Regions from separate parts of the Homo sapiens genome. Here region 1 is linked to region 2. The links are chromatin contacts, found by Hi-C or POLR2A ChIA-PET in ENCODE. All regions are on one chromosome and are shown on one strand. The core of a region is the stretch at or near the end of the contact, and the rest is flanking DNA. Distances in the headings are between cores, read along the strand shown.

Region 1 (7,329 bases), core at 187-2,686, 140 kb before region 2:
CATTTTTAAGAATTCAAAAATATTTTGAAGTCACCAAGTCTCATCTTTCCAGTAAAGAAATTAAAAATAATAAAATAGTACAGACAAGCAATGACAATCCAGTGAACTGTACTTGTAAGTCTGCTGGATGACGCATAATAAAATATGACTGATATATATACCTCTTCCCTCTACCTCCTTAAGGAAATAATATAGCTTACCTTAATTCATCTTGCATTTCTGCTACCTGATCCAATAAAATACTTAGTCGATCCCATCTCATATTTTTACATTCCTTATGGAAGTCAAAGGCAATGTATCTACCAAAAGAAAAGATATTCAGAAACCGACCAGAGATCATTCATTTTCCTTCTATTAATAATACCTTCATAAGCTGATTTTCCTCTTTATATCAGTGCATACATATTTCTTGGGAACACTAGAACCTCCTTCACTCTGGGTTTATCACTATACATATACTACATGCACACACACACCCCTTCTCATGCTCATACCTAGCAGAGGAAAAAATATATATATGATATGTGCAGATATAAACATGAAAATATATGCATATATATCTATCCTCACAGGTTCTTCTGGGGCCCTCAGGAGGAGTAGAGGAGAAACACAACAAATGGTAGTGAAGTAAGCTCAAGTACAGCAATCAGGTATGCACTGCAAAGAGGCCTAGTCCAAATTCCTTAAGGCAATTCTAGTGGCAAAGTATTATCTATGGAAACTCTCTGGAGCACAAAGCCTCAATGAGGGAATTTTAATCAGAGACTAAACTCAAAACTTGACTGAAAAGAAGTTATTCTGCAACATAAATTATGCTAGAGAAATTTCAAGCCAACAAAATATCATGCTTTGATCTACTATTGAAAAAAATGCAAGCTGAAACATATGTCTAGTGAGCTCTATGTAATCATGCATATATGTAAGTGCACATCTGATCTGAAAAGACCTGCAACAGATTTCTAGTGAGGTACCTCATCATTCCACTTCCCAAGGAAGACACCATTGTTGCAAATGTCTGCTCAAGTGGCTTCTCCGAGCCCTTCTGGTTAATCTGTAAAAAATTTCAAACACCATAGTTTCCAGTTTATTTCAAAGGAGAGAATGGTATCAGAAAAAGGACAAACTAGGAAGCTCTAAGCTCTCATCATTCTCCCACAGAAACATCAAAAAAACCCAGAAGCTGTCTGAGCCAACTTTGTAGGAGCTCTGAAAAACGATTAAAGGTTTTATAGTAACCCACCCAAGCACCCAATAAAGTAAAAGTCACTTTCAAAATGGTGGGAAAGTTTTGTGGCATTTAACTTGTCCTTGACCCAGCCCCTCCTCAGAGTGGTGACAACCTTAGTCTTACAAGGGAATAACCGGGTTCTCAGTTCCCCTCATCAAACTAGAGGAGGCAGACCAGACCTTATTTGCATATAATTGTGTACATCTGTTGTAACATGAAGGACTAACTCATCTCTGTCCCACGTATCTCTGAACACGGGCAGTAAAAATGGTGACCACTGTTTGTAAAAGCTACAAGAGGAACATAAACCAATGGATGCCTGAGGCAAAAAATTCTGGATGGAGACATACAATAGACCATCTAAAGGCTGGAGAAGAAGCTTGGTGATATTCTTAGGAAATTAGGACTTTCAAAAGCAGCCATGTATATGAAGGAGTTTTGAAGGCCACCCACATAACCAGGCAAGATGCATGCTGAAAAGAGTCCTGAGAAGACCTTAAACCTTTACCACAGACTGATCCCTAGGCTCACAGCAAGCCTGGCTACTCAGCAAAGGACTGCCCCAGCATACAGCAAGTCTGCAAAGAATGGGGGACAGGGTTGTTCTCTCATTTTTGCTTTCTTTTTTTGTTAGTTTGTCTATTTCAGTTCTTGGAATTCAATGAAACCTGTCAAAACAGCTGAATAGAAGCAAAAGGAACAGACCTCAGTGAACATACACAATAAGAAAGTTTTGGCAAAAATAGTTTGGAAAAGTCTCAAAAAAAAAAAAAATGGATTAGCAGAGTCTTTAACAATCAAATAAAACAAAAAAAACCCCAGCAAACCGTAGGGGAAAAGGAGACTCTGACTTCCAGAGTTATGATATTATAATAATCAAACATATAATTAAAAAAAAAATCACAGGTACAAAAATAAACAGAAAAACATGACTCATTCAATGGAACATAAGAAATTGACAGAAACTGTTCCTGTGGAAGCCAAGACAGGACTTGGCTTATTAGACAAAGACTAGACTTATTAGACAAAGACTTTAAAGCAACTGTCTTAAAAACACTCAAAGAGCTAAGGGGAAACACAGACAAACAACTAAAAGAAATCAGGAAAACAATACATAAACAAAATGAGGATATCAACAAAGATAGAAAAATTATTATAAGAAGCCAAAAAATAATTCTGGAGCAAAAGAGTACAAAAAGTGAAATAAAATATTTAGCACTATGGGAATTCCAGGAAGAGAGAGAGAAAGGCAGAGACAGATTATTTGAAGAAAAAAAAAATAGCCAAAACCTTCCCAAATGTGATGAAACATATGAATCTACAAACCCAAGCTCTGAACTCTAAGGAGACCCACACCAAAAACATTATAATCACATAGCTGAAAGACAAAAACGGAATCCTGAAAAGCAGCAAGAGAGAGGAGACTCATCACACACAAGAGATTCTCAATGGGATTATCCGCCAATTTCTCATTAGAAATCTTGGAGGCTGAAGACAGTGGGATCATATATTTTAAATGCTGGAAGAAGAAAAAACTGTCAACCAAGGATTCTGTATCTGGCAAAACGTCCTTTAAAAATGAAGGAAAAATTAAGACATTCCTAGATAAACAAAACCTGAGGTAGTTCATTATCATTAAACCCAATCTGTAAGAAATGCTAAAGGGAGTCCTTCAGGTTGAAATGAAAGGATGCTACACAGTAACTTGCAGCTATACAGAGATATAAAAATTTCCAACAGGCTGGGCATAGTAGCTCACACCTGTAATCCCAGCACTTTGGGAGGCCGAGGTGGGCAGATCACTTGAGGTCAGGAGTTCGAGACTAGCCTGGCCAACATGAAAACCCTGTCTCTGCCAAAAATAAAAAAATTAGCTGGGTGTGGTGGCCCACACCTGTAATCCCAGCTACTCAGGAGGCTGAGGCAGGAGAATCGCTTGAACCCAGGAGGCAGAGGTTGCAGTGAGCCGAGATTGTGCCACTGTACTCCAGCCTGGGTGACAGAATAAGACTCTGTCTCAAAAAATAAATAAATAAATAAATAAATAAATCCAAAAAGGTAAAGACAAGGGCAAATATAAAAGCCAGTATTATTGAAATCCTGGTCTGTAACTCCAATTTTTATTTCTACAGGATTTAAAAGTCAAATGCAGTCAGGAATGGTGGCTCACATCTGTAATCCTAGCACTTTGGTAGGCTGAGGCAAGAGGATGGCTTGAGGCCAGGAGTTCAAGACCAGCCTGGGCAATATAGTGAGACCCCCATCTCTATAAAAAACAAAAAAATTAGCCAAGCATGGTGGTATGTGCCTATAGTCCTAGCTGCTCAGGAAGCTGAAGTGGGAGGATTCCTTCAGCCCAGGAGTTCAAGATTACACAGAGCTATGATCATGCCACTGCACACAAGCCTGGGCAACAGAGTAAGACCTTTTCTCTAAAAAATAAATACATATATACATAAATAAGAGCCAACTGCATAAAAATAATTATATATTGATGTTACTGAAACACAATATATAAAGATGGAATTTGAAATGTCAACATAAAAAGGAAGCATGAAGGCTTTACAGGAGTAGAGCTTTTATATGCTTCTGGTATCAATCCAAATTAGATACTTATAACATTAGGATGTTATATGTAATCCTCATGGTAACCACAAAGAAAACAGCTATAGAATATACACAAACGAAAATGAGAAGGTAATCAAAATATATCACTACCAAAAAAAATCAACTAAGCACAATAAGAGACAGTAATGGAGGAAATGAGGAACAAAAAGCTATAGGACACACAGAAAACAAGTAACAAAATAGCAGAAGTAAATCCTTATCAGTAATTACTTTAAATGCAAATGGATTAACTCTCCAGTAAAAATAAGTAGACTGGCAAAATGGAAAAAAATATGATCTAACTACATGCTGTCTCTAAGAGATTCATGTTAGACCTAAAGACACATATAGGTTGAAAGAGAAAGGATGAAAAAAGATATTTTGTGCAAATAGTAATCAAAAAAGAGCTGGAATAACTACACTAGTATCAGACAAAATACACTCTAAGTGAAACATTGTTACAAAAGACAAAAAAAGAACATTGTTTATTGATTAAATGGTCAATTTTCCAAGAAGATACAATTATAAACATATATGCAACAAACCATGACCGCCTGAAAATATAATGAAGCACACTGACAGAACTGAAGGGAGAAACAGAAAATTATATAATAATAGTAGAGGCTGGGCGCAGTGGCTCACGCCTGTAATCCCAGCACTTTGGAAGGCCGAGGCGGGCAGATCACGAGGTCAGGAGATTGAGACCACCCTGGCTAACACGGTAAAGCCCCATCTCTACTAAAAATACAAAAAATCAGCCAGGTGTGGTGGTGGGCGCCTGTAGTCCCAGCTACTCGGGAGGCTGAGGCAGGAGAATGGTGCAAACCAGGGAGGCATGCCACTGCACTCCAGCCTGGGTGACAGAGTGAGACACCATCTCCAAAAATAAATAAATAAAAAATTTAAAAAAATTGTAGGAAACTTCAATACCCTACTTTCAACAACAGAACAATCAGACAGAGATGAATAAGAAAATAGAGAATTTAAACACCATCATAAACCAATCAGACCATATTACTGTACCCAACAGCAGCAGAATACACATTTTTTTACAAGTACACATGAAATATTCTCTAAGACAAACTATATCTAGGCCAAAAAACAAGTTTTAACACATTTTTAAAAATTCAAATCACATTAAGTATATATTCTGATCACAACAGAAAGCTAAAAATCAAGAATAGAAGGAAAACTAGAAATTTCACAAACATGTGAAAAACAAACAACATACTGAACCACTGGTTCAAAGAAAAAATCCCAGCAAGAGAACTTAGAAAATACCTGAGACAAATGAAAACAAAAATACAATATACCAAATGTATGAAATAAAGCGGCCGGGCGCGGTGGCTCACGCCTGTAATCCCAGCACTTTGGGAGGCCGAGGCGGGTGGATCATGAGGTCAGGAGATCGAGACCATCCTGGCTAACAAGGTGAAACCCCGTCTCTACTAAAAATACAAAAAATTAGCCGGGCGCGGTGGCGGGCGCCTGTAGTCCCAGCTACTCGGGAGGCTGAGGCAGGAGAATGGCGTGAACCCGGGAAGCGGAGCTTGCAGTGAGCCGAGATTGCGCCACTGCAGTCCGCAGTCCGGCCTGGGTGACAGAGCGAGACTCCGTCTCAAAAAAAAAAAAAAAAAAAAAAAAAAAGAAATAAAGCAAAAGCAGTGCTGAGGAAAATTTGTCGCTGTAAATGCACACATTAAAAAAGAAAACCTCAAAGCAATAACCTAATTTTACACTTTAAGGAACAAGAAAAAGAAGAGCAAACTAAACCCAAAGCTACCGGAGGAAATAATAAAAATCAGAGTAGAGATAAATAAAATAGAAAATATAAAAACAATAAAGTCAATAAAACTAAAAGTTGAACTTTGAAAAGATCAACAAAATTCACAAACTCTTAGCTAGACTGACCAAAACAAAACAAAAGACTCAAATTACTAAAATCAAGAGTGACAGTGGACATTACTAGCAATTTCTGAGAAATAAAAAGGATCTAAGAGAATACTATGAACAACTGTATGCCAACAAGTAGGATAACCCAGATTGGCAAATTCCTAGACATATAACCTGCCAAAACTGAATCATGAAAAAATAGAAAATCTAAATAGACCAATACATAGTAAGGAGATTGAATCAGTAATGAAAACGAACAGAAAAAAAAAAAGTCTCCTAACAAAGAAAAGCCTGGACTAGATGGCTTTACTAGTGAACTCACCAGTGAATTGTACCAAAATTTAGAGAATTAACACCAGTCTTCCTCAAACTCTACCAAAAAGCTGAAGAAGAGAGAACACTTTCTAACTTATTCTGTAAAGATAAGATTATCCTGATATCAAAACCAAACAAAGATATTACAAGAAAACTACAGGCCAATATCCTTTATGAATATTAATGTAAAAATCCCCAGCCAAACACTAGCACACCAAATTCTGCAGCATATTTAAAAAGTATATACCATGACCAAAAGGATTTATTCCCACAATGTAAGGCTGGTTCAATACACAAAAATCCATCAGTATAACATACCACATTAGTAGAATGAAGGGAAAAAAAACAAACGAGCATCTCGATTGATACAGAAAAGTATTTGACAAAATTCAACACCTCTTCTTGATAAAAACACTCAACTGGATAACTTAGAAAAAGAAGAAAAGTTCCTCAGCATAAAGGCCATTATGTGAAAAACCCACAGCTAGTATCATATTTAATGATGAAAGACCAAAAGCTTTTCTCCTAAGAAAAGGAATAAGACAAGGATGCTTGCTTTCACAATTTCTGTTCAACATAGTATTAGTAGTTCTAGCAACACCAATTAGGCAAGAAAAAAAAAAAGGGCATCCAAATTGGAAAGGAAGCATAAAATTATCTCTGTTCACAGGTGACACGATCTTATATATAGAAAACCCTAAAAATTCTGCAAAATATCAATTGGAGATAAGAAATTCAACAAAGTTGGAGCATACAAAAATCAAGACACAATAATCAGTTGCATTTCTATATACTAACAATGAAATATCCAAAAAGGAAAGTACAAAAACAATTTCATTTACACTAACGAAAAACAAACAAACAAAAAAACACCATTCAGGCATAAATACTCAAAAATAAATTTAAACAAGGAGGTGAAATGCATGTACACTGAAAACTGCAAAATATTGCTGAAATTTTTTAAAACATAAATAAATAAAAAGACATCTGAGTTGATGGACTAACAATATTATTAAGACGACAGTACTAGTCAAAGTGATCAATCTGTCAATTCAATGCAATTGCTACTAAAATCCCAATGACATTGTTTGCAGAAATAGAAAAACCAAGCCTAAAATTCATAAGCAATCTCAAGGGATCTCAAGTAGCCAAAATAATCTTGCAAAAGGAGAAGGAAGTTGGAATTATCACACTTCCCGATTTTAAAACTTATTACACAAAGCTGTAGTAACCAAAATAGTGTGATCCTGTCATAAGGACAGACACGGAGACCAATGGAATAGAAC
Region 2 (6,797 bases), core at 89-2,588:
CTCTTTACAAGATAACTCAGGCAGGGTGGACATCACTGGATGGACAAGACTGGTGGGGCTGAGCTTGGGACCAGTGCCAAGGTCTGTGCAGCCAGGCTTCGGCCCCAGCCCAGGGACCGCACCCTGCTGTGAACCGTCCAGACCAGCTGGCGAGGATGACGGGGCAGAACTGGAAAGGTAAGATTTGGGCCCATCCTGGAACCAGGGTTGGGGGTCCACATTGGGTTTGGACATCACACCTGAAACCTCACCCCCCAGCCCCGAGTTTGATCTTGGAAGACCTCCTTGCCTGGGGCAGCTCAGGGCCAAGGGTGCTGACACAGAAGGGGTCCTGGGCTGAACAGGCCCCACAGCTGGTGCTCCGTTCTCCAAGTTTGGGGAAGGCAGGCCAGGGCTCACCCGCTGGGAGGAGGCAGTGGACCAAAGGCCTGTTGGCTTCTCGCTGCTGCGGCCACCAATGCCACTATTCTGACCACCGAGGCTACCCTCAGAAGACCTGCTGGAGCTCAGGGAGAGCTGTCGGTGATTTAGGGGATGGTCCCCGCAGGGTTTGGGCAGTGGTGGGTCACTCCCCGGGGAGCTAGGCCACCCACTCCCTACACTCAGGCCGATGCTGGGGGACACTCCTGGTTTGTCACCCCACTTTGGGCTTGCCAAGGAGAGGTTGTCATAATAGTCTCCATGAGTGAGGCAGGAAGGATCCTCACAGGGGCCTGGCTGGTGGAAAGCAGACATCTCAGAAGTCGCCAGGCTCTCCCTGGAACCACAGTCCTGGCTGCCATGCCTCGTGCCATGCAGGTATGGCCTGGATCTCTGCTCCTGCGGTGGGTACGGGGGCTGCCCAGCAGCGAGGGTGGTGACTGCCCCAGGTGCCCCTGTCGAGGCAGCAAGAGGAGGCTTGGCAGCACCATCCACAGTCAGCTTGCTGCCCACAACTTCCCAACGGGCCTGTGGGCCCAGGCGGCCCCCTCCATTGACAGGGCCTCTACTCCCCCTGGGCAGAGTCTCCTCCTGCAGGAGCTGCTGCTGCTGCTGCTGGAGGTGGATTTTGGCCATCTTGGTGGCGAACACCCTGCGAGTTTCCTCAAACTCGGGGTTGTTGCCTGCACCCTTGTCCACTCGGAAGAGCCCATCCTTAGAGGCCTCATACATGTTCAGGTCCTCGATGAATTTACTGGCCTCCAGGCCCAGGTCGTCATACTTATCCATGCTGCAGACAGGTGTCCGGGCCTAGCCCAGGTGCCGTGTGTGTGTGTGTGTGTGTGTGTGTGTGTGTGTGTGTGTGTGTGTGTGTGTGTGTGTGTGTGTGTTGAGGGCAGCGGGGAGATGCTGGCGAAGGGTCGGGGCTCAAGTCCGGCCCAGTACAAGTAAAGACTTCCACCTGCCTAGCGTGAAGGGCATGACCCCAGGATTTAAGAGTCCAGCCGAAGTTGAGACCTCAACGCCAGCTGGACCAAGTTTGCTTCCAACTCCCTTTCCCCTGGAGACGTCCTTGTTGGGGTAGCTGGTGGCACTTCGCCGTCCCGGGCCTGCTCAGCGGAGTTCTTTTCTCCTCTTCAAATTATAAAAGGAAAAAGAAAACAGCAAAAAAGTAAAATCACATCCTCCTTAGGCAACCAAACACGGAAACTCACAGCAAGGCAGCAGCCGACTGGGCCGGGTGAAGCTGAATCGGCCGGGAGGGCGCCGAGGCCGCGAGTCGGGCCGGAGCAAACGCGCGGCGGCTGAGGCGCAGGTACGTTCCAGGCGCTGGGTCCTCCGCTGCTTCCCCGGAGCTGCGATCCCGGCCGGCGCCTGGCAGGAACGCCGTCCGGGACGCACGGGCGGCCGAGCAGCGGCAGGAAGTTCACGGCAGCTGGGGCTGGCGGCCCATTGTCCGATGGCGGCGGCGGATCGGCGCGCGCGGGCCGGAGGGCGGCGGGACGCGGAAGTGAGTGCGCCAGGCGCAGTCCCTGCTGCTCGCTCGCCGGCTCTGCACGTCCCGAGCCCGCGCCGGGGCGGAGGGGGCGGCCGAGGGGCGGGGACGGCGCGCGGGCGGGCGCCCAGGGGCAGGCCTGCACCCGGCAGCGTGGCTGGGCCTCCTGCCCCCAGGCCTGGCTGGAGAACACCGAGGGGTGCCCCACAAGTCCGTCCCACGCTCTAGCACTGGGACTGCACGGGACTTCGCCGCCGCCACTGCCGCCCCCTGCGAGTCCTGGACCGAATTGGGTGCTCCGACCTCCCTTCCAGCCTCGGGTCCTCAGCCCGGCCCCGCCCCTGGCAGCGCTGGGCGGGGTCCTCCGCTCGGAGACGGGCGGCCTGGGTAGCCTGCATGGGCCCAACACAGGCGCTGGGAGTTTGCGAGGACTTTCGAGGACGCCGCTCCTCGCTCCACTGCCTCAGTTTCCCCGGTGGAAAGCCAGCCCTTTGTGCCTCTCGAGGCCGGCACCGTCCAGGCTGTGCCCGCCGCCCGGCTTGCCCGAGGTGCACTATTGGAGAGGCGCACGGGCGTGTCACCCATGGCTGGCCCACCGTCCTCTTTGACAGGTCGGGAGACTGAGGCAGAGAGGGGGAAATGCCCAACATGCCAACGTAACCAGCAAAGCGTAGATGGGAGCCCGGGCCCTCTGAAAGAGCGAAAAAGAAGAAAGTCTCGTTGTGCCTGCGCGCATTTCACGTCCTCAGTGCAGCAGTAAAAGCACGTGCCCTAGTAGGCTCGTTATTCGTAGAGGGACCCATCTGCAAGTGGATCCGCGCGGCTGCAGGGACACCAGGCCTGACTCCTTGGCGCCCCCGCATGGCCCGGGACTCCCTATACCAGTTCCCAGGCGATCCTGGAGAGGTTTCATTTCCCACACTACAGCCATCGTGATCCTAAGGCAAATACTAGAACAGACACTTCTCTACCTAAATCCTCAGTGCTTACCCCAGAATTAAATTGAAATCGGCCCCTTGCCGCAGCCTTCTGGGCCAGATCTAGGGATCTTCCCTCCCTCCCTGCACTCTAGCTGCAGGAGCTTCCTGGTGTCTGCCCAGAGCTTGCCCCTAAACTGAGTGGCTCATCTTTCCCATCCCTGCTGAAGTCACCTCCTCTTAGAGGCCTCCTCAGAGTGGTTCCTGTTGTTCTTTTTCAGCACCCTCTTTACTTCCTGCTCAGTTCTGATAACTATTTATAATTATTTATTTGTTGGTTAACATGCGTTTTTTTTTGTTTGGTTGGGTGGTAGGTTTCCCACTCCATTTGACCATATCTGTATGCCAAGTGCCTGGTATATATTAATAGTAGTACCTAATGGTCGAATAAGTGAATTAGTGAACCCCTATCTGCCAGAGTTGTGACAGAGAACAAATAAGATAATATATATGAATGTGCTTTATATTCTGTAAACCAGGGGTCCCCAACCCCTGGGCTACTGACCAGTACTGGTCTGTGGCCTGTTAGGAACTGAGTGGCACAGCAGGAGGTGAGAGGAGGCAAGCCAGCGAAACTTCATCTGTATTTACAGCCACTCCCCATTACTGGCATTACCGCCTGAGCTTCACATCCTGTCAGATCAGCAGTGGCATTAGATTCTCAGAGGGGTGCACAAACCTTATTATGAACTACCCTCATGAGGAATGTAGGTTGCACGCTCCTTATGAGAATCTAATGCCCGATGATCTGAGGTGGAACAGTTTCATCCCGTCTGTGAAAAAATTGGCTTCTGTGAAACTGGTGCCAAAAAGATTGAGGACCGCTGCCGTAAACCCAAAGTATGGTTAATGGACTCCATATCACCAGGGAGCTTGTTGAAAATGCAGAATCTTAGGCCCCATTGCCAACCTACTGAATCAGAATCTGCATTTTAACAAGATTTCTGGGCGGTTTATTTGCACAATAAAGTTACAGAAGCACTGCTATAAAGCACTATACTAAAATGAAGTATTTTTATTAAAAAATTTTTTTTGGTTTTTTATCTACAAGTAATACATGTTTCTATAACAACTTTGAACAATACAGACATATATAAAGTTTTAAAAGTTGCCTACCATCCCCTTTCTCAGAGGTAATCATAATTAAACACTCCTTAGGTGTTGGGTAATACTTATTAATTAAAAACTGGATTTTGGAGTGGAAGACTGGCTCACTTTGCCTGACCTCCAAATATGGCAGTTGTAGCTGACAAAGTGCTAGGAATATATGGCCATCCCTCTGCAAAGTCCAGTAAGCTCAGAGCCAGCTTCCTGGGTTTTCAGTTTGGACAGCTGGGACCCTGGTGCAGGAGCCACAGACACCAACCAGTGCTCTTACATTTGTCTTCTCTTTTCATCCTATCTTGGTGATGGCAGCAGTGGTCCATCTGGAGCAGCCACTGCCATGATGCTAGCTGCAATGGCGAGGTGAGGCCGTGACTGCATGCTCCATAGAGCTGGTAGGAGCTAGGAACAGGCAGGAGCCCCACTCCCTTCTGAGTTGGTGGGGCGGGAGCCCTGCCTTCCCAGGCACAGCTGCATCCACCCAGCTGTGGCTGCAGACCTGGGCATCCCTGTGCTCCCGGGGACCTAGAAAGCCCCCCTACTCCCACAGGCTCAGAAGTGCCTGCTCCTGTTGCCTGGCCTCTCCTGGTGCCCATTCTGATTTTGGAGCAAAGTTGAAGCTGAGCCCAGATACTGTCACGACCCAGCTGGGGGTGCACGCACTCAGGGCAGCACTGACACACCAGTCCCCTGCCGCCTCGGCCCCCTCCAGACTTTGGGTGCCGATGAGCATGGGAGGGAGGCCAGGGTGAGGCTGAGGGCAGTTCGGCATGTACCTGCAGGCACCCCTCAGCATGAACAGCCTGGGTGCCATGGGTGCCATGGCCAGCAGGTTGATGGCAGCAGGGGGCAATCAGGCTCCTGGGTGAAATGGGATGGGTCCCCAGTGAAGCCCCCTTCAAGACAGGGACAGCCTGAAACCTAGGGGCTGAGCTATCAGTCCTGCAGACTGGAGTGAGAATTTATGGTGCTTTTCCTGGGCCTGCCTATGGCTGCCGGTGGACCAATCAGCACACACTTCCTCCCTTCTGAAGTCCATAAAAAAAACCAGACTCAGCCAGACTCAGGCAGACAATGGGATGACCTGCCTGCAGATAGGAGCTACCCACTCTGGGTCTCTCTGCTGAAGGCTGCAGAGACATCGGGGCAACCTGCCTGTGGAAGGCAGCTACCCACTGTGGGTCTCTTCTCCACTGAGAGCTGGACACTCATCGGGACAACCTGCCTGAGGAAAGGAGATACCCACTGAGAACAGTTCTGCCACTCAGTGAGGCTCCTTTCTGCCTTGCTCACCCTCCAGTTGTCTGCATACTTCATTCTTTGTGGACACAGGACAAGAACTTGGGACCCACTGGGCAAATGGTGGCACTAAAAGATCTGTAACACAAACAGGACTGAAACACACCCCTTGCTTGCCACGTTGTGGGCAACGAGAAGGAGAGAAGAGAGAAGGAGAAAAGAGAGAAGGAGAGAAAAGCTGCAGCCCTTTGGGGAGCCCAGACCTAGGAGCACCCCAATCCAGGGTTATGATACCCTCTTTGGGGCTCTGCGGTTCCTGGTGTCTCCAAGCTTCCAGGTGCCACCGCATTCCCCAGTGCCAGCGGTGGAAGTTGCCTGTGGTACGCCTGGTCCAGCCACAGCTGTGCCCGTGCTGGCACCTGGAGCTGCCTGCACTGCCACAGCTGGCATGCCTGGCTGTGTGCAGTGGCCAGACCCCATGCTTGCTTGCTCACACAGCTCTCGCTGCTCCATGGCTGGCTTGCCCTTGGCAAGCATGGGATCCACACCAGTAGCACGAGCTGAGCACAGCCTGTCAGGCTAAGTGGGCGAAACAAAACCAGCAGGCCTGAGCAAAACTTGGGCAAAGGCACCACTAGCCACAGAGGTTTCTGTCTGGAAAAGCAACACCCCAAGTATCCTGTGACATTGGCACCTATGTGAGCCCACAATCCTTGATGCCCTCCTGCCTCCCCGTATCTTGGCTTAGCTGAAGTGCTCAGCATTCCAGAAGCTTGTAGGCATTACTCTCCACCCCCACTGCCATTCTAGAACAGTTGCACCATCTCCATCAACTAAACACAAACCTGAATCCACAATCCATGTATTTCCTGCCCCAACTGGGTTGTCCTCTCTTAGTCAATGGATCACCTTACACCGTTACAAAATAGATTATAAAGATGGCATCCCAGCCGAGCACAGTGGCTCCCTCTTGTAATCCCAGCACTTTGTGAGGCCAAGGAGGGAGGAATGCTTGAGGCCAGGAGTTTGCGACCAGCCTGGGCAACAAGCATAGTGAGATCCCATCTCTACCAAAAAATAATTTTTAAAAAATTGGCCAGGTATGGTAGCACATGACTGTAGTATCGCACCACTGTTCTCCAGCCTGGGTGAAAGAACAAGACCCTGTCTCAAAAAAAAAATTAAAAAAAAAAATAAAGATGGTATCCCATGGGCATCAAACTGAATAATATACCACTGTGAAAGGGTACTTAGAAATGGCCAGGAGACTACTGATGTTTTACTGCTGCTGTTTAATACATAAGAGGCAGAGGTCTTTCAAATTCTCTGCATAGCATTTAGAATCCCAGCTGTGGTTATTTAATACAGGCTGTTTTTGTCTGTTTCATGTGCTTGGAAACAACTTTAATATCTCAAAAAAAGGTGTTTATATTTGCATAACAGTTGTTTAAGAAGCAAAATACTGAAAAGTTAAAAAATTTTATCAGTAGGTAGGCAGAGTGTAAATGGTTTTGTTTAAGTGTTTACCAGTAATGTTTTATTTTGTTTTCTTGAATGAAAAC

What was found. A loop is a pair of places that touch in the nucleus more often than their neighbours do. ChIA-PET counts read pairs that join two places held with the same protein, here RNA polymerase II (POLR2A). Pooled maps may share reads with other maps.
Region 1: a loop to region 2 is called in a pooled map, with 2.4 times the contacts of the local background. The contact joins the enhancer-like site here to the promoter of LIMD1 in region 2. A Hi-C loop is called at or near these places in 2 of 50 pooled maps. POLR2A ChIA-PET finds 5 or more read pairs at or near these places in 2 of 52 experiments (AG04450 and activated CD4-positive, alpha-beta T cell).

What each region holds. Positions count from the first base shown.
Region 1 is chr3:45,725,023-45,732,351 of GRCh38, reverse strand. SACM1L (SAC1 like phosphatidylinositide phosphatase) reads right to left here. Exons shown (of 20, transcript NM_014016.5): 12 at 972-1,051; 13 at 201-299. Among named protein-coding and RNA genes, the nearest start is that of SACM1L, 39 kb to the right of the region's middle. RefSeq lists a silencer at 4,554-4,750. Within about 2 kb of position 1,436, at least 2 of the 41 ENCODE cell types and tissues checked have a DNase peak (open chromatin) inside an H3K27ac peak, as active enhancers do.
Region 2 is chr3:45,589,292-45,596,088 of GRCh38, reverse strand. LIMD1 (LIM domain containing 1) reads right to left here and starts at 1,338. Exons shown (of 8, transcript NM_014240.3): 1 at 1-1,338. The coding sequence starts at 1,209. RefSeq lists an enhancer at 1,462-1,631 and silencers at 1,722-1,851, 1,862-2,331.